2 separate regions of the Homo sapiens genome follow, and region 2 is linked to region 1. A link is a loop called in an ENCODE intact Hi-C map of the cell type or tissue named here. Cell type or tissue: OCI-LY7. All regions are shown on one strand. Each heading gives the region's core, and the rest is flanking DNA. Links, peaks and the distances in the headings are about the cores only.

Region 1 (10,093 bases), core at 957-8,956:
AGGCAGAGGTCGCAGTGAGCCGAGATTGTGCCACTGCACTCCAGCCTGGGCAACAAAGTGATACTCCATGTAAAAAAATAAAATAAAATAAAACAAAAAATTGAAGTCCTTCTCTTATGCTCAATAGACCAGCTGCATAAATATAGAATGAAGGAGGGATGGGAGGGATGGTTTAATAATAATCATGCATGGATTTTAAAATACATAGGCTTTTTAGTTGACAGTAAGCTCAACATGAATCAGTAGTATAAGATGTGGCTACAAATTTTTTTTTTTTTTAGTAATTTGAAGTGGCAACTCAGAGTGTGGAATCCAGATCAAGAGAATGATGAGTCTGTGTGCTGTATTGTTTAAACTTTAAGAGAGACATTAACCAACTGGATCTCACCTGAGAAGTGATCTGATTGGAAGACAGAATTTTAAACCATTTCTTGTAACAGCTGAAGAAACAAGAACTACTACCCTAATAAGGAAAAGACTTAATATATGATTGATTTTCTCAAATATTTCAAAGACTTTTTTTAGAAAGAATCATTTTATTCTCTACTGATCAAGAAAAAGAAGTCATATTCAGTCTATCAGATCCATGAAGAAGTTCATACTTAGTTTTTTCTTTGTCTTTATTTAACTCAAATTCAGTGTGGATATTTATGATAATCTGTTTCCTTTATAGATGATCTGTTTGTTGCTCAAGTTGACAAATACTATAACTAAGTCATCCTGCTTTCTGCTTGCAGGACAGGCATAAACTGTGGGATATGACTGATCCACAGTACTACATGTGTAGGAAAGTTGTGCAAAAAAGCTGGAAAGGTCGGTGGGGCTAAGAGGTCAGAGTGCCTGAAATGTGGATCTTTCAGGCTGAATTTTATTTTGTAGACAATGCAAACAACTAAGGAGAAACATGATGCACATTGCAATAGTCAGAAGCTGGAGGGGCTTTATTAGGCAACATGGTTGGAGAATGTCAGCTCAGCACACCAAAGGACTGATGCAGGAGGCATTTCCAGGCAGACTAAACCAAGAATTCAGTCTGGGTATACACATACACACACACACACACCATCCCAACCCTAACCCAGCATTCCCATGTCACACTGTGAAGGGGGTAAGCAAACAACAATAATGATACAGAGCCTGAGATGGTAAATAAAATACTCAATGTGAGTAAACTGCTGCTTACTAACCATCTCATGCCACCAGATTACCATTTAGGCTGAGGCCTTAACAAGTTCATTTGCCTTTACCTATACCAGAACCATTACCTTAACTGCTCAACAAACCCATTGTTAGATGGGCACATCGCTAGGGAGTGGAGAAGCAGTCCATGAAATGGAATGACTAGGTCTCTGCAGCCCAAAACTCTAACTTGGTTAAGTTTCTCGGGCATGGATTGAAATATATACTTTTATATTTGAGATCATGTAGCCATAGAATGAACCAATGCAGATGGTGAAAGTGGCACTGTTACCAAAACTTGCTCTACCTCGACCTTGGGCATGCATATACAATATATTTACTTAGCACATTTTCTCCGTTTATTAGGATGAGAACAATTCACATGTCCACTACTATTTCCTCAGCAAAAGTATAAAACGCTATAGATCATAGGTGGGTTATTTTCACTCTTTTCTGCTTTCCAGACTTGATGAGTGAGGAGGGCCCTCTCATCCGTCCATGTTTCTTAATAACCAGTGTTGCGCATCGTGTGCTGTGCTTCACCCTAAAGCTGCTCTGGGTGGTGGTGACGATGGTGAAATTTAAGACATTCAGAGCAAATACTTACACAACATAGGTTATTATGACTACAATTGCTATGATTTTTATGATTCCTGATCCTACAGTAATCCAGGGGGTAGTTAATCACTCCCTTGGTGAAAACTGTTTACCCATAAACACTTTCATGAAGGCTGAGTAGCAATTACGGTAATGGTTCTGGTATAGGTAAAGGCAAATGACCTCGTTAAGGCCTTGGCCTAAATGGTACCCTGGTGGCCTGAGAATGTTAGTAAGCAGCAGTTTACTCGCACTGAATATTTTGTTTACCGTATCTCAAGCCCTCTATCATTATTGTTGTTTGCTTACCACCCTTCACAGTGTGACATGGGAATGCTGGGTTAGGGCTGGGATGGTGTGTCTGTGTGTGTGTGTGTGTGTGTGTGTGTGTGCGCGTGCCCAGAGGTTTTCAACTGCTGGCTAGGAGTCTGCACATCTTGAACTGCAAGTTTAGGTACTCGGGTGACAGTCATCTCCTTTATTCTCAGGAATTAGTGGCGTTAATCTTGGTTTAACCACACTCAAATCCTGTAATCACTCATCCACTGATTTGTTTCAGCCAATGTCATAAATCCATCTAAATCCTTTACCTATGGAGAGAGAGAGAAAACCCTGAAAAGAATTATTCACTTGACTAGCCTGCTGGTGCTGTCATAAAACACTACTTAATTATTACTAACACTGCAACATTTAATGGATTTCCATTATAGGACTTCTAATCCTTTACTCTCTGTGGGTGGTAGACTCTTTGAAGAGAGCACAGCATCTTCTAAGATGCCCAGGGTTGTTATTATTCATGGCCAACAAAGTGGCCATGACCACACAGGGTCCAGCCTATACGGCCTTTGCTTCAGATTGTTCAGCACTGGCCAGAGCCGAGTCCAAGCCAAGATTTACTTAGTGGAGTACAAAATCTTACTGATTCTTTAAAGAGCACAACAGGCCATCCACATAGCCTTATACCAATTGAGAAAGAGGGAGAATGAGAAGAATGAAAAAACACGATGTTTTACATATAGGTATTCCTTTAAAAGTGAAAGGGCCAGGATGTTGGCCAAGCACCCTGTCTCTATGCACCTGGTCCTTCCCTTCCTATTTCGGCAGTTTTCTAGAGGACAGCCTTCTGATTTTTGTTTTATTCTTGCCAATTTCCTAGTTCACAGGTGTGATGAAGAAAGGTTCTTTTTCCTCTATAGGGCTGGAATCTTAAATGATATAATATGGACTCACCAGAAATTAGTAATTAAACCAATTCTAGTCTACATGATGGTTCAACCCACATAACTGTACAACCCACTGAATGTAAAACAAAAACAAGTTTTCAATGATGCCTTTTCTACCTCTAGCCTCACCTCTAGGCTACCTCTAGGCCCAGGTTATGCTTCTCACTACTCCACATAAGGTAGAACTTAGCCTGGCAGAGGAAGATGGGTGGAAAGGAGCTCTGGGTTGACCTAATTTGGTCAGAGGAAGGACAGTGATTCTGCCCATAGGTTCTAGCAGGTGTAACAACAATGGCATGGATGGCAGTGTGTGTGCATGCACTGGTGCATACATGTATACTTCATCAGCTCACCCAAAGTGAAAGCCACTGAGGTCAGTCTATTGCAGGGCTGGCTGGGTTTGGTCATGGTTCTTACAGGTAATGGTCAGACTGTCCTGTGCTGGAGTGTGGGTGCCTGAGCAGCCCACCAGTTTTCTCAGTCTTTCCCTAAAACCAATATCACTCTTACAATTCAATCATAGCATTTGCTCCAAAGCCATATTCCCGTATTTTAACAGCTTGTTTCATCTTTGTTATGACTGAGGACTTACAAAGGCTTCATCTAATTTAGGAAACAATCTGGTGACCAAAAAGAATTTTCTCAGAGACTCCACCAGCACAACTTCGCAATGCCATAAATCTTCAAAGAGCCAACAAATTTAAATGAAAAAAAGCTCATGTTTTCAATTAAGATTCAGATTTTGTTTTACGTCACTATTTAGGCATCAAAACAGGAGTAGCTGACCAAAACCATCTCAACATCATACAAAAGAGGAAAGAGGCAACAAAGACTCCAGAAGTACTGTGTCTGGTCCAGATGGCACACTTTGAGTCTAAAAATTCAGTAACAAATCTGCAGGGTTGTTGGTGTGTATGTGTTGTTTCATTTTTAATATCCCACACAGGTGGCTTGATTTGTCTATCCACAGAAGGATTACAACCAGCAAGTTGGAAGGAATTAGCCTCCAATTAAACTTCCATGCCACCTGCCTGGCAGCTTCTAGAACTAGACAGGGGCAGGTCATAGGTTCAAAGAAACTTGAGATTTGCAGGAACTATAGGAGGAGAGAAATGGAGCTCCTGTTCCCTCCTCTAGCCCTAAATGTTCTCAGCTAGATTAGGCACTCCCAGCACACAGGAGGCCCAACTTGCCTTTCCTATTTTCTAGGATGCTATTGTTTGCTTAATCCTCCCCTTGGGCTATCTAATCCTCACTTAACCACAAGTTAAGGACATTGCACCCACTTGGAACGCAGAGGAAACCAAGGCACAGAGCACTTAATACAGTGCAGGGTAGTCAGCGACCAATCAACGGCATTTAAAAAGGGTCACTTTATAGCAGAAAAAAAGACCACAGAAGGAAAGGATGGAAAGGAAGTCCATGAATAAGCTTATGTATGTATGTTTTTTCTTTAGAAAACAGAATTAGGAAGCAAGAAGTTTTTTTTTTTTAACTTTGGGAGTCAAGAAAAAAAATATATACAGCCTTGCTGCCTGACCAGTATGAACAGTGCTATTGAGGAAAGTGTATGCAAAGTGTTTCCTGAATGGCTCACTTCACAAGACCCAGCACACTCAGGTAACAGCTGATGTCCTGGCATCAAGCACCAGGGCCAGAACATGGCAGGAAGCAGATGGTGTCATATTTCCTGGGTCTCACTGTCCAGTTGAGTTCAGCACCTGTCAAGTACAAAATGAAACGTCTCTCTTTTCACAGAGCACCACACACATGGCAACCTGGGGTAGCAGCCATGGCAGTAACAGGAGTTCAGGAGAAAGAAGCTTCTGAGGCACTGGGGCATTCTGACTGAAGACAAGGAGGGCACAGGGCAGAACTGGCAGCAGGAGGTCATTCTCTCTTTTCATCCATTTAACAGACAGAGCAGAGTGGTTAGCAAGTCAGATGCTGAGAGAGCCAGTGGAAATTCAGTCACAGCAAAAAAAAAAAAAAAAAGTTAAACAGCTAAGCAAATTCTTGAGTGACCAGATGGACAGTCAGGTCACAGGTCATCAAATCAGTCACGCAATGCCACATAAAGTAGCAGGCTGGCACTAACAGGGAAGATCCACCTGGCAGGCTGGCAGACAGGCCTGCAGGGCATGGCACAGCTATCTAAGAAGAGTCTGAGAAGGGAGACAATGAGAAATGGGGGTCCCCTCAAAACCAAACCCTCTTAACCTGGTCAAGCTCCCCACATTAGCATCATTCCTTTGGGTTAGACTAATGTCTGCAAAGCAAAAATACATAACATCCTAAGTTACATCATGAACATTTATTTACTGATCAGTAGCTCAGTAAATACAGATATTATGTGTGTGTTTGCTCATCAGTATGCTCTACACAGAGAATTAGTTAGCCATCCTTGGCGGTGAGCAAGATCCTGGGGACCTATTAAGAGACCCATATATGTTGATGGGTATAGAGAAAGGGGAAGGAATAAAGCTCTCAGAGCTGCAGGCAGGAAGGTGGAAAAGAAGCCTAGGTGTGCAGAGGACAATAAAAGACCCTTAAGGGAGCTGTGGGTTGGGGCTTAAGGGAGTACTTGGGAATAAATCTTACCAGCTGGGGACACCATGGTAGAGAGGAAAACGTCTGAACGTCAGAGTTAGGCAAATCAGGTTTTTAAATTTACCAGGTTTGTAGCCTTAGGCAAGAGATTCCACTTTTCTGGGTATCAGTGTTTCCATTTGTAAAATGAGAACTGTCTCTACCTTGAGGAGTTGCGTGACATGTACTCACAGGTGAAAGGTACTCAGAGGATGACAGTAATTATTACTTGAAATTTAGCCTAAGGCGAGCCCTAACCTATAGAGCCCAAACTAGCTAGTTCAGGACACTTTCTGTTGCAAATGCTAGAAAGTCAACTGAAGTCCCTTAGCAGAACAAGAGAATGAGTTGGCTCATTTGTGAGGAGGTCCAGGGTTGCAGCTGGCTTTAGATGAGTCCAAGTCCATAGGCTCCACTGATCACCAGGGCTGTCCCCTTTTCTGCATTTTTTGGCTCTACCTTCTTTAGGTGTCAATGTTTTCCTGTTCCAAAACTATTGGCTTCTTTAATGTGACCAAAGAAGATGGTGGCCCAGCTTGCATTGTCCTTACTACCTAGTGTGTGGGCCATTTCTGAGCAGTGCATCTTCACCCTGCAGACCATCTTGCTACTAGAGACTCAGGGATAGGTCTGGGCATGTGCAGGCCCTGCAAGTCAAGCTGTAGCTTTTCTCTACCCACCCCTTTCCTGACTTTCTCTTTAGTATGTTAACCTAGTCAGTGTGGATATCAGGGAACTCATGATTCTGAAGACTTGCCCCAAGTTTGTGTCATGTGGACGAAGCACTCATACCTTGGAGAACTTGTGTCAGCTCCAGTCTGGGACCATGGTTCACAGGGGCTGTGCTCTTGCTCACTGGTACCTCCAGACGCAGTGCTGCACCTCTTTATTCCAGAACACAGGGCCTCTGGTCTACTTGTTTTTCTGCTTTCCTACATGCTCTCCTTTCCTTCTGCCCAAAGACTCCCAGTTGCTGGAAATCTAGAATCGGTGTGTTACTGTCTCCTTTATTTGTGCCACATTTCCTTTACTAAAGCCCCACTCTCCTCCCAGAGTGTGGTCATTACATCTATAGGTACCTACAGCCTCATATGTCCAATGTCCACTACCTTGAAAGCTTTAGAATCCGAGACATCTGTGGCCTATCCTCTGTGGTAGGAGCATGGTGGAGCCATGTTATTTGTATGTCAAAGATCATCTGCTTGTTAGTTAAAAAAAAATAGGGGAAACATTGGCCCCTCTCTTTAAAAGCTCTCCTCCTCCATGATCCCCTAGAGTAATTAAGAGATACCAAAGCAATATTTAGGACCGTAGAGAAAAAGAAGGACTACTAGCAAGGACTGGGTAACTTCCTCAAACTCTAGTTGCTATTCTTTCCCCTTTTTCTTGTACAAGGCAGATGAGAGTCATGAGAGGAATTAATGCTTAACAACTTGAATAACTAATTATCTGCTAATGAGTCCCCATTAGGCTCTTACTGAAGTGGGTGTCATCTGTAAATGCAGTGTTTTCTGGAGGCTTGAAGGCCTCTAACGGTACATCATAAATATTCTTTGAGAAATTAAAGACAAAGTAGCAGCCGGGCGCAGTGGCTCATGCCTGTAATCCCAGCACTTTGGGAGGCCGAGGCGGGCAGATCACGAGGTCAGGAGATCAAGACCATCCTGGCTAACACGGTGAAACCCCATCTCTACTAAAAATACAAAAACAAAAATTAGCAGGGCGTGGTGGCGGGGGCCTGTAGTCCCAGCTACTCGGGAGGCTAAGGCAGAAGAATGGCGTGAACCCAGAAGGCGGAGCTTGCAGTGAGCTGAGATCACGCCACTGCACTCCAGCCTGGGCAACAGAGTGAGACTCTGTCTCAAAAAAAAAAAAAAAGAAAAAAAAAGACGAAGTAGCACTGATCTCTTTTTGGCTTCCTGAGGACTCTCCAGTCACTGTGAGTCCCCAAGGCTTAGAAGGTCTTCTTGACTAAAATAGGAAGAGCCTGGACTTCAGACTACCCACTGAGTCTATACTCTGCTTCAGTGTTAGTCCCAGATATACACCATCTGAGATGACAATTAAGGGGAGAATTCACATGATGTAAAACAAAGAACCGTGGATTGTGAGAGAAAACACCTAAGTCTTAAGTTTTTGCTTATCCAACAAGAGTTGGGGGGAGTTGGGCAAGGCACATACCTTACCTGCACCACAGGGTTCTCATCTACATAATTAGAACATTAGAACAAATCATGGCCTTGATGAGCTAATTTTGTCATTGTGGAAATGAACACATACACAAACATTACAGTGCAACAGGGGTTTACACGAGGTGCTGTGTCAGCCCAAAATGGGGCTAATAACTGAACGGCTACAAGCTTCCAGGACAAAAATACCATGTCTTCTTTATATCTCTCCCCAGTACAAACAACCTGGCACATAGCATGGGCTTAAAAATACAAATTGTATGGATGGATAGATGGATAGTTGGATGTGTGGATGGAAAAATGAATAGCTAGGTGAGGAAATAGATGGAGGTGTATGGATGGATAGTGATATGGTTTGCCTGTGTCCCTACCCAAATCTCATCTTGAACTGTAGCTCCCATAATCCCCATGTGTCTTGGGAGGGACCCAGTGGGAAGTAACTGAATCATGGTAGGGAGGTTTTCCTGTACTGTTCTCATGACAGTGAATAAGTGTCATGTGATCTGATGGTTTTATACAGGGGAGTTCCCCTGCACGTGCTTTCTTGCCTGCCGCCATGTAAGACATGTCTTTACTCCTCCTACACCTTCTGCCATGATACCGAGGCCTCCCCAGCCATGTGGAACTATGAGTCCATTAAACCTTTTATTCTTTATAAATTATCCAGTCACAGATATTTCTTCATAGCAGTATGAAAATTGACTAATACAGATAGGTAGAAAGATGAATGGCTGGGCGAATGGATATGAATGATTAAGGGAAGATATCCAGATAATTGAGTACAACTAAGGATTATGCGGACCAGAGAGAACTGAGGGTAAGACTGAAGCCAGTGAGAGTGAATTGTGTGCATAAATAGCAAAATTTTGCCACAGTAAACCTACTGGTATAACAAACCTTACAGTGAAAGGCTTTGTATAAATGTTTTCCTGTTATATTAAGTCCAGGAACAGGTTCATATTTTTTCTTTTGCCTCATGGCCACATTCCTCTTTAAATGTTCTAAAATATGAGGTGAGTACATTCAAGGCCATCCTGTCAAGCACAATGTAACTTTGAATGGAGTCCATTTCAATAGCCTCTCTTTATGCAGTTCATTTAAAAATAAAAACCAATTCATCAGGTAGGCTTTGAAAAAGGGACTGGGCTTTGAGTCAAGGTACCCAGCCTACACTGCATTCATTTATTCACTCATTTATTAATTATTTCAACAAATAAGAAGTATTTGCTCTGTTGTGTGCCAGGCATTGTGTTAGAGAATGTTGGGATAGGAGAGAAAGTAATGATAGGCAAGACACACTCAGATCCTTCCTCTGGCCCCTTCTCCACTGTCAGTTCACAGTGCACATTTCCACCCCCATTGTCCTATCCCTGGCTTTTCCCAGAGAGATGGAAGGTAGAAAGAAATGTGATTAACCACCTCAATTCTCATTCCTTACTTCTGAGAGGCATTTCCCTCACCTGTGCTTTTTAAATACACACACACACACACACACACACACACACACACACACACACACACACAGAGCTAGGCTTCTTCCAGATCTGTTCCAGTCCCTATTACCTTTCCTCCCCTCCCACAGTCAGGAGAGTTCACGTGCCTTAATTATGTAGCCCCCTGGCAGACACTAGCTCAGCACGATGCTGAGCAAGTTAATGTTCCTGGGCATTGCTACCCTCCCACTTCTTGCGCAACGACTTTTCTTCCAGGTGAACTGAAGGGATTGGCTCTTAATGTGCAGTTTCCCTGAAATCCCATGCCAATGCAGGTCTTTATTGTGCCACACTGTACCCGCAGTAACTAGCTCGAAACACAAGTTTATGGATTCTGAATCTAATGATGAACCAGACTATACAATCTTTCAGAATTTACCAGAGACTCGACCCTAACAAAAGTAGAGCAGAAGTTAAGAATATCCTAATATCCAAAAGCTCAGAGGATTTCTTCTAAAGCTGTGCTGTTTACCCTCTTAATACTGTTGGCGATTCAAAATCAATGTAATACAAGCGTTCACCAGAAACATACCAAATGCCCAACAGGATAGAAATCGGGTCTGTGACACCTTCACTAATAAGGGATGACAGTGAACAAGCAATAAAACAGGCTCCGCAACTTTCAGACACTCTCGCCACTAATGTGCATGGCATTCCCTTCTTGGAGATGGTGCTACCTTATTAGCATGAGAGAATCAAAAGACAGTAAAGATCATTCCAAAGCATTCTTCCAGGTGAGTAACCTAGAATAACACCACTCATCTGAGAATTAAAACAGAGTTGACAAGGTCTTACAGGGATATTTCAACCAGGATTTTAATCA
Region 2 (10,093 bases), core at 1,478-9,477, 130 kb after region 1:
GATCTGTGTAAACCCCAGGATTTCCATCTAACAACATGAAGAAAGGGAAGGGAGTCATGTACAGTGAGTGTAGAAGACATCCCCCCAATCTTCATGGATACGCCTACATTGATAGAGCAATGTAGCAGTACTTGTACCCTGGATAGTGTGGAAGAGTCCATTGCCTATTACAGAACTAGCTAGAAGTTATCTTTTCAGTAGGAGAAAGTGCAAGATCAAAAGAGAAGATACTTAGAGGAAGGCCGAACACACACGGTAGTTAATTCCCTATAGTTTGTTGTAAAACAATATCAAGTGTTTAGAAATGGTCATTTGACCTAATATGGCCAATGATGGGAGGCATGCTGAAAATTTCTGGGAAAGGATTCCTCACTCCTAAGAAAGAGATATTAAAAAAAGAGGTGGTCCTTCTTCCTCTGGACATCGTATGTCTAGATGGGACTGCCAGAACTGCTACAGCCATATCGCTATCAGCCCAAGGAGGCAGCCAAAACATGAAGAGGCATAGCTAAGAGATTGGCTGCGAAGTGGAGCTGGAACCCTGGTGTAGCCCACACAGAGCCATCACTTCTTGTTACATAAGTTTCAATATTGCTTAAGCCAGTGTTCTGTGACTTGCTGCCAAGACCATTTGCTATACAAAGTACAACTGTTTTGGTGTGTTCTTTCCACACTAGCCACAGTTGGTGCATTAAGCTTCAACCAGAACAGTGGATCAATACATTGTGTAATGGCCCCTCTTTTCCCCAGTCCTACCTATTTTCTATCGTATACCAAAGTGCTGTCACCCCCAAACAACCCCGCCAGACTGTATCTTTGCTTAAACACCTCTACAGGCTTCCGATTTCCCATAGGGGCAACTGTCTTCCATGGCAGACAAGGCCCTTATGCATTGAGCTTCACCTGCGATCCTGTCATCTCCCGCCACTCCATGCCCTGTACCTGGAACATGAGCCATTCTGGCCTTCCCTCTGTTTCCCAACACAGTAGCTGTTTGTGTCTCTTGGACCATTTGTGGAAGCATTGTGCTGTCTAAAATGCCCTTTCTCATCTATTCTATCTGCACAGAAAAGTAGACTTTTCCATCTATACTTGTCTCTGGGAAGCTGTTCCCTGACTTCTCTTTTCTGTGTGTTTCTTAGCGTTTGTGTCATATCATCTAGGACCTTTTTAAATATCTGTTTATATGCACCAGTCCTCCCCATTAGCCTGTGCACCTATGATGGTTAATTTTATGTGTCAACTTGACTGGGCTAAGGAATGCCCAGGTGGCTGGTAAAACATCATTTCTGGGTATCTCTGTGAGGGTGTTTCTGGGATAGATGAGCATTTCAATTAGTGGACTGAGTAAAGAAGATCTGCCCTCACCAATGTGGTCAGGCATCATCTAGACCACTGAGGGCCCTGACAGAACAAAAAGGCAGAGGGAAGACAAATTCGTTTCCCATTTGGCTCAGACATCCCTCTTCTACCCTCAGCATCTATGCTCCTGGTTCTTGGGCCTCTGGACTTGGACCAGGACTTACTTACGTCATTGGTTTACCTGGTTCTCCAGCTTGCAGATGGCAGATAGTGGGAATTCTTGGCCTCTACGATTAAGTGAGCCAATTCCATAAGTCGAACAAATTGATCACTTTTGATGGATGACAGATATAGATAGATAGATAGATAGATAGATAGATAGATAGATAGATAGATAGATAGACAGACAGAGATAGATATATCCCATTGGTTCTGTTTCTCTGGAGGACATTTACTAATACAGTGCCTCTTGAGACCACCTCTGTAGCCTCAGTTCTGGACTCATCCGTAATAGGAACTTAGTGTTCCTGGAACAAATAAACAAACGAATGAATAAATGAGTACAATCCAGGATTTCAGAAAGTCAGAAACAAATTCTATAACATCTGGAGTCCTTCTGCGAAGTGAGCAACTACTTCCCACACCTCTTGAGGGTATCACAGCTAACCAGTCCACTAATACTTTCAACCCACACAGTGATTTGTTCCGCCACCTTAAGCTATATTCCTGATTACTGCTAATCTAAAGAGCAGGATCACTCTGGTGGGCATGACATTTTTCTACTATGTTTTAAGTGTGAATGCTGACTTCCGGCCACAACAGAGTTATTTGCAATGTTTGCTTAACACAAGTGTGACATCGTGTTAAGAAGTCTAATTCAGAAGCATGTTATGTAATAATACCAAAACAATTATCTTATCTATTTTTAATTAACTGGCTCCTACATATATTTATTTATTGATCAGACACAAAGCACATATACATATTTTTAATATGAAGCATTTCCGAAGAAGAAAAATGTTGGTAGGAATTAAAATTTTGTCCTATTTTTACATAAAGTGGTATAAATAGTAACATTTATGCATGTAAGTATGAATGTATGTTAAAAGAGAGAAAATAAATCTGTATGGAAATATATAATAGGGAAGAACACAGATTAATGTATCCAGGCATTATATTGATGCAATTTTTATCAACGGGTTCGCATCAACTGCTTGCCAATAGGACACAAACCATGGCATCCCAGGTCTGCAAAGCCACACTGGTCGCCAGCAGTTTGAAAAGTTGGCTGTAAATGAAGGTTTTCTAAGTGGCTGCTTATGATGCCATGTTGGTGGCATTAGTGCCTGGGAAATACGAAGAGCTAAATGCTTCCTCTATTTCATTTTCTAAATTTCATAGCCTGATGGCAGTAGGCCTGCAGGCACTGTATTCTGAAAGGATTATTGCACTTCCTGAGAAGTTAAAGTCACTCAGCTTTTGCCCCCATGGCTTGGGACACCAACCGAGACATACTGCAATCACACAGCTGCAATAGACTGTCTCTCGTGGCTTACTGCTTAATGATATTCCAAACATTAGATCTCCCTTCTATTATGTAGCCTCTTTGCCACCAACTCCCTTTTGCTTCTTTTAAGCCTTTTTTCATTTTTGTATTTACCTTATTTATCTTACCTTCACACTTCCGTGACCTGATTACCCTTAGACATAATCATCTCCGGTTTTCCTTTATGTATCAGTGGCTGCCGCTTGATATTATGGTGTTATTTTAATATCATAATGGAAAATGATAAAGGCCAATCAATTACTTTGTATTATCCATTTTGTTCCATTGGGATTGATTTTCCTCTATGTAATCATGTTTGCAGCCATAAAAACAAAGATTAAAAAGGGTTTTCTCTCTATTTTTCATATTCAAAAGAGTCATATTAGTAACTCTGCTTCATAATGTTGCCGCTAAGAGAGCTAAAGCTCATCTAGAGAAACGGAGTCCCTGGGAGGTGGCTTGAGTGATGGACAGGACCCAGGGCTAGTTCTAGGACACTGGCCCACGCCTCAAGTATTTATTTTCCCTGCTGTTCTCTGGAAAAAATCTGGCATTACATTTATGATTTAATAAATGGCAATCCTGTGTCGGCTGCACATTTTTGCACATCAGAAGAGGTTCCCACATTGTCACTTTGCCTTCTCCTCACCAGATAAACTGCTGAAACTCTCCCACGTCAAATAACCTAGAAATGTACCGATAATGAATCTTTCCCAGTGCGGCTGTGCCATTCACTCACTTAAACTTCAGCTGCCTGCTGAGGCTCTCGGTCCTTGAGAATAAATATACATTAGATGCAAGCAGGGTACATACAAACGCCAAGAAATAATACAAAGCAGGGTGAACAGCTTGCAGGAGGAACCTGCGGAAGACTCCAGTCTCTCTACAGCAGGGAGAGTCTCTGAGTGGGGAATCAGCTTCAAAGAGATGAGCTACGGAGACTAAGTCCTCTAATCACTAGCTTTACATGCACTGAGATTGACAAGCTGGTGGGCAGCCCCAAATGGCAGCCCTAGGCATGATAGAGAACTTAGCTTCTCCACAGCCCAGCTCGGCTGCCAGAACTGTGCTCCCTGCAACTCCCATGGCCAAATGGGTAGACGAACTGTTTGTCTTTTGTTTGGTGTAAAAACCCATAGAGAAATCCAGCTTGTATGCAAGCTCTGCAATGCTAGGGTTTTATCTGACCTCACTTTTATTGCTCAAATGCTCCAGACTCTCTTTCCCTTCCTCTTGCTCAGCGATTGACCCTTTTCCTTGAAATAAGCAAATAGCATGTATTAAAAATCATTTCAGGCTATGGGGTCCTGGAGCCAGGGATGAGGATCAGAGTGTGTGACATCACACTCTGATGTCAGAGTGTGTTGACACCAACATTCTCCTGCAGTATGCAGACACATAAGGATGCTGGTGGAATTTCAGAGATTGTCTCCTGGAGCTGCTGTGTCCCCTGTGCAGCAATCTGGAGGCTCCCTGGTGCCTGGGTTCACCTGGGGAGCTCTGCTACCACTGGCCCCTGGTTCTCCCCTCTAGAGGCTCATGAGATTCAGTTCTCAGGGTCCTTGGCTCTGGAAATTGCTGCTTCTGTCAGTTACTACAGCTTAGACTCAGTGTACGTTAGGGTGTGTTAGGACATGGCATGAATATTATTTGCTCCTGTTCTTATGAAAATGTGTATAACTGAAAGGAGTTACCTTTACCTGTGTGTTTGGAAGGTGCTTCACAAAACTGTTCTGCCCAGCTCCCTCCCTATAGATTCTGAGTTACACTTACCACTTCCCAATTCTAGAGACTTTCTCTTTTGCAGCTGCCTCATCTAGGGGAGTCCCCCAGGGGCCACACTGTTGCCTGACAAGCAAATGAAGCCAGGAGGAAGCAAGAAAGGCCGCCACAAAGCCATCCCCTCTCGCAACAAAGCCCTAAGCTCCTGCTTGCTCATTTGATTAAAACAAAGTCTCCAACTGCCTCCCACAGCACCCTCCCTTGGAGAGTTCATGCTCAGAGCCACCGAGTAATTTTTATTGTATAACAAACAGTTGCTTAAATAGGTTGTCTGCAAATGGTCATTATATCCGCCTCCCCCTCCACCTGCCACAAATCTCCCATGGTGGGGGGCAGGCCCTGGCAGCTGTCCCCCTGCCCACCCACCCCTCAGCAGCCCTCATAAATAAGCTCCAGTATCAGCAGGACCAAGAGAGACCTGCAGTGGTAGGAGGGGCTGGACAACCTGGAACTTTGAAGGAAGAATTCCAAATGCTCTGTGGCACACTTAGCACTTTGAGAGAAGGGAGGCTGTGGGAACAGAGTCAGATTTCTTCTGCAGGGAAATTACTCAAATAGGTTTTAAAATTTATAGTCCGTGTTGTGATAATAAATAAAAATAAAATATACTCCCCCCAACTCAGAGTTTCTTTGGCTGCAGAAGTCCTCTGGGGTTGGCTCCCTCTACTGCTATGCTGTTTAGACAGAAAACTGGAGAGTAGTTTTCCCTGAAGCTGCTCCAAGGCTCCGGCTTCTATTCCCAGTTGAATTTGCATTCCACCGGCTTGATTCCTCCTAAAAGGCACCTTCCTTCTCTGCAGACTAGCGCTGACCACCCTGACCCCCTCCACACCTCCTGTTCACTCCCACTATGATTCCTTCTTTCCTTTGGTTTCTGTCCTGCTTGGCCAGAGAAGCCCCTCCCAAATCACGAGCAGCTTCACTAAGCCATTGACAGCACACACTGATGTCTAATAACAAAGCATTGCTCAACGATCCTCACCCTATCTACCCTGTTGGTCCCAACTCCAGTGCCACTGCCCCCCATTCCGGCTCACATCTGTCTGCTGCATAACCCAGAGAGGTGACATGCAGAATTAAATTTAAACATTCAAAATCTAGGGTTCCAATTGTGGGTGCAGTTACATAATTACAACACTTACCATATAATAGAATAACATTGTTTAGGGTAAGATTTTGGAGTTGCACTAATGGATGCTTTTTTCTGTTTTCTGTAAACAGTCTTGATATATTGAAGAGGAGACATTGTCAGTAATCACAGTACTTCTCAATGCATCTCGTGAATTGTGTCCAAATGTAAGAAAAGCAGACTAGTTTTGAAATATCAACATCTGCCCTAATTTACTTGCTTCTGCATTATGGTTCTAATTGCACTCAATATAACCTATTGTTGTTGGATCCCCTCGGGGTCTTGGAAAAACTAGCAAAAACAACGTGGAATAGATTCCATGTGTGAAATCTACAGGCAATTTTTTTCCTTCGCCTTTTATTAAGTTAGAATTTATAACACTCCATGGCCCATATGAAAAGCATTTCAACTGATATCGGTGAAATTATCTCCTAAAACTAATCTCTCACATAAAAATTGAACTGGATGAACTTTTCTTGTAAGCAGCTGACAGGTGAGGAATCTTCAGTGAGATAACTTCAGTTTTGGAATATTCTTACATTAAACATATCCTTTGGGCAAATAATTCAAGTCATTTATAAAAAGCATTTTAAAGGTGCATGTATCTGAAATCTTTTTTGCACCTACATTAAATTTCATGTAATCTAAATCAATGACCATTTGCAGGGCCCCTTTTCTAGGGCACAGCATTATACATATTCTGGGGTTATTTGCCACATCCTTATTATTTTATTCTTATGACAACACCCCAAGAGTATTCTTTTTAGAATATTTTAGAATATTCTTGGGGTGTTGTCATAAGAATAAAATAATAAGGATATCTCTGTAGGAACAAAAGCAGGTCTATTTCTCAAAACATATTTATCACTGGGGGGAAAATGACATACAATTATCTTCCTTAATAAGAATTAATGTCTGTATTAAGCACCTTATGCATTATCTGTTTTGACCTGCATAACAACGTTTTAAGTCTCATGACCCCCATTTTACAGATAAGGAAACTGAAAAGGTTAAGAATCATACTCAGCTGATACGTGGCAGAGGCAGAATTAAACAGAGGTTAGTCCACCTATCACAGAAGCATTATTACAACAGGAAGACCTAAAATTGGCTTTTGTTGTTGAAGACGGTTTTCAATGCAGGCAGAATTTAGTGACTGTAGAAGAGCTGATGTTTGAATATTGTTAGAGAAGACCCCAGAGGAAAAAGTTGGGTCTGCAAGGAAAGTAAACTTTTATGACCGTGTTGTTTCAGAAGACTTGGCAGCACTAGTTACTCTCACAACTGCATGTATTGCTCTGTTACTTAATCAGTATTATACAGTGCCACTTAATCCTTTTTATGGCTTAGCTTGTCTTGTAATGTCGTTGTACTGCTGATAAACCCATTCACAGGAATAATGTACCTTTAAAAAATCGACACCAGGCTCTGTTTTTAATGTAAGGACATGTCTATGTGGAAGTTTATTATGTCCCAGCATTTATGACAACACTGACATTAAAAACAGGGTTACCCGGTAAAGACTTAGGAAACATGAAACCATTTTTAAAACAACTAGTTATTACACTGTCCTCTGAGATTCTGATTACAGGGCATGAATCCTCTTGAACCATGGGTTAAAAGTACCCAGATCTAATTTTTATCATAATATATGTATTAAGTATGTAACAGCTAAAACCACAGTAAAAAATTTAAAAAGTAAAAAAGAGCACCTCAGTCCTGAAAACTTACACAGGTTTCTTTTTTCGACTCGTAAAGACAATATTTATGATAACCTTTTTTGTAAAAGCTTTTTCAGTCAAATATCCATTCAGCTAGCAGTTTTAATTTTGCTAAAATAAGCATGCTGAAATGGAAGAATTTTTAACATCACATCGGAGTGACAGCATCAGTCTGCTTCCTTTGAGAATCAATTAGCAGCCAAACAACTATACAGACTCTGTAATGACACAAGTCTGTGGTATTTCCCCAAATTACCTGGAGCAAGGTAAATGGCATGAGAGCTTTGGTCACCAGGGAAAGCATGAAAGGATATACCACACAAGCATGAAGTTATTTAGGAAAAATCTGCAGGAAAAAAAAAAAAAGTGTCTAAGGCTACACGGCAGCTGTTTCAAATAATAAAATATCATTTGCATCTCTGCAGAGGGTTTTAGTTTTTTCAGCTGGTTGTGTCCCACACATTTTTTCCTGAACTTGCTGCTCATTGTTTTCAGCTTAGCCAGTTACAATTAAACCATCAAGTAGGTACACTTGTTTGTTTCGGGTGTATAAGAGACAGTAAAGCTTCATTTCAAATAGAGATACCCAAGAGGAAAGGGTTAGAAAGTGCTGTGCAAAGCTGTGAAACACTGACTAGCAATTTAAACTGGAATCAGGCAATTCAATGTGAATAGGGAAAAAAAACAAAAACAAAAACCAAAAAACAAGCCCTCACATACACAGTGTGTGTGAAGGGGCTGAGGATGGCAGAAAAGGTTTTATTTTTAGAAGTCTTTGCTAAATTCTTTATAAGCATCTCAATCTTTGTTAAAAAGAAACAGCAGATACGCACATTTCCTTAGGGGAGCATTTTTTTTTTTCATATAAAATTTTAGTAGTTGGCTGCCTACAGTGAGGCTTTTTGTAACAGAATATACAAATTGTATTTTTTATGGTTCCTTATTTATAGTGAAACAACCATTTTAATAAAATGATTCACTTAGATTATTTTATTGCTTTTCATTACGGATCTTCATATTTCTTCATTTGTTCTCATCTTTCTCCTGGCTAAAATTAAAATATTTGACTCTGCAATTAATCACAAATGAATTTGATTTTGGAGTATTTTATTCTTTCCAAAAGATTTGCTAAAATATCTTTCTACAAATGTAGAAATCAAAATCAATACAAATCATTTGGCTGCTCGTAGAAGTCACTCCTGAGCTGAGTTAAACGTTACTTAGAGCAAACATCTAGCATTTATTTATGGGGCAGGGGAAAAGGCAAAGTAAACTTAGTATGAGAAAGAACAAACTGTCCTCTGTTTTTTCAAATTATACGCACAATATTGATACCTACCAAATGCAATTTTTTTTTCCACAATGGTACAGTGTTTTGTTTTGTTTTGTTTTGTTTTGTTGGAGGGACAGAGGTGGCTGTTGTTTTGTATTTAAAAATCATAATCTAAAGTCTATTCTACAAATGGCTTTTTCATGTGGAATGTGCCATAGTTTATCTTAAATCATGAAGAAGAAATATTGTATTCAACAATGTGACTACTGTTAAAGAAAATTCTCAGGATTGTGCATCTGGATTCCAGTAAATCCAGTTTAAAGCAATAGGGCTTGCATTTGTGGAGATGAGTATGGTAAAATGTATCGCATTATATGAATGCCTTTTACATGCCTCTTAGAAACCAAAGGGCATTTAGACAGCCAATTGGACATTTATGGTTCCCCAAAATAGATTGTATCAATACAAGGTAATGATTTCTCACCTTATTTCAATATGATCTAAATCAATGTTAAACAGAACTGATAGTATTAATGCAAAATTAATCTAAAATTTTAAATTAGGGATTTCATTTAAACACTGGAAAATCCAAGAGCAGTCTCTTTGTTTTGAATTTATCTTATTGCCAAAATATTCCATACATTGCTTTGACAATATTCAGTGCACCTAGAGATTTATAGATAAAATGAGAAATTTCAATTGGAAAATATGTGTAAAGATAAATGCTGCTTTTATTATTAATTCATATTCTCACAGAATGTTGCAGCTTAAAATGTAAAACTATGCACACACAAACACACACACACACACACACACACACACACAGGCCTCTCCTCTACTTAATTTCCTGAGTTAATGTTCCTTCTCGGAAAATATATACTTTGAATAAGATGAATTAAATATGTTGGTTAAATTTTAGAATGCAATAAAATGATTACATTAAAAATGACCATATTTAAGGGAAAAATAGCTAAGTTGGGCTAATTTATTATTATTACTCATTGCATTTAAAGAAACTTGGACTAGAGATCAAAGTGCATTTTGATTTGTTTGAAAATTGTAAATGACCCATTCCCAGTTCTCCAACCCCATAAAGTTAGAATGCAGTCTGTGAGTACTCTCTGCTCTAATCAAGAAGGAAGGGGCTTCAGCTTCAAATGTCAATGCTGTAAACATGTTAAATCTGGAAAATATTTTCTAAGCAAGCAACCATGTGTAAAATTTACCGAACTTGTCATGAAAGGGCTGCAGCTGCAAACCTGCAAACTTCTCACTTCCATGAAGACTCCAGATGCTGAGACAGGGAAGAGAGGTTTCAGCTTGGCTCCCCAGCTGTTGCA

What was found. A loop is a pair of places that touch in the nucleus more often than their neighbours do. Peaks named below come from ENCODE experiments on the same cell type or tissue, not always from the same donor. Only the 100,000 strongest peaks of a DNase experiment are listed, where the experiment ranks them.
Region 2: it touches region 1 in a loop (2.0-fold over the local background); 2 of 110 quality-filtered maps call a loop at or near these places.

The regions. Positions count from the first base shown.
Region 1 is chr1:83,622,150-83,632,242 of GRCh38, forward strand. All of the region lies in intron 2 of LINC01725 (long intergenic non-protein coding RNA 1725), which reads right to left. Among named protein-coding and RNA genes, the nearest start is that of LINC01712, 180 kb to the left of the region's middle. In OCI-LY7, for the core only: no CTCF peak of the experiment used is centred there; a DNase peak (open chromatin) is centred at 4,652; H3K4me3 peaks cover 388 bases; H3K27ac peaks cover 877 bases.
Region 2 is chr1:83,756,590-83,766,682 of GRCh38, forward strand. All of the region lies in intron 1 of LINC01725 (long intergenic non-protein coding RNA 1725), which reads right to left. Among named protein-coding and RNA genes, the nearest start is that of LINC01725, 99 kb to the right of the region's middle. RefSeq lists an enhancer at 4,312-4,461. In OCI-LY7, for the core only: a CTCF peak has its summit at 4,770; DNase peaks (open chromatin) are centred at 4,722 and 6,852; H3K4me3 peaks cover 5,623 bases; H3K27ac peaks cover 5,970 bases.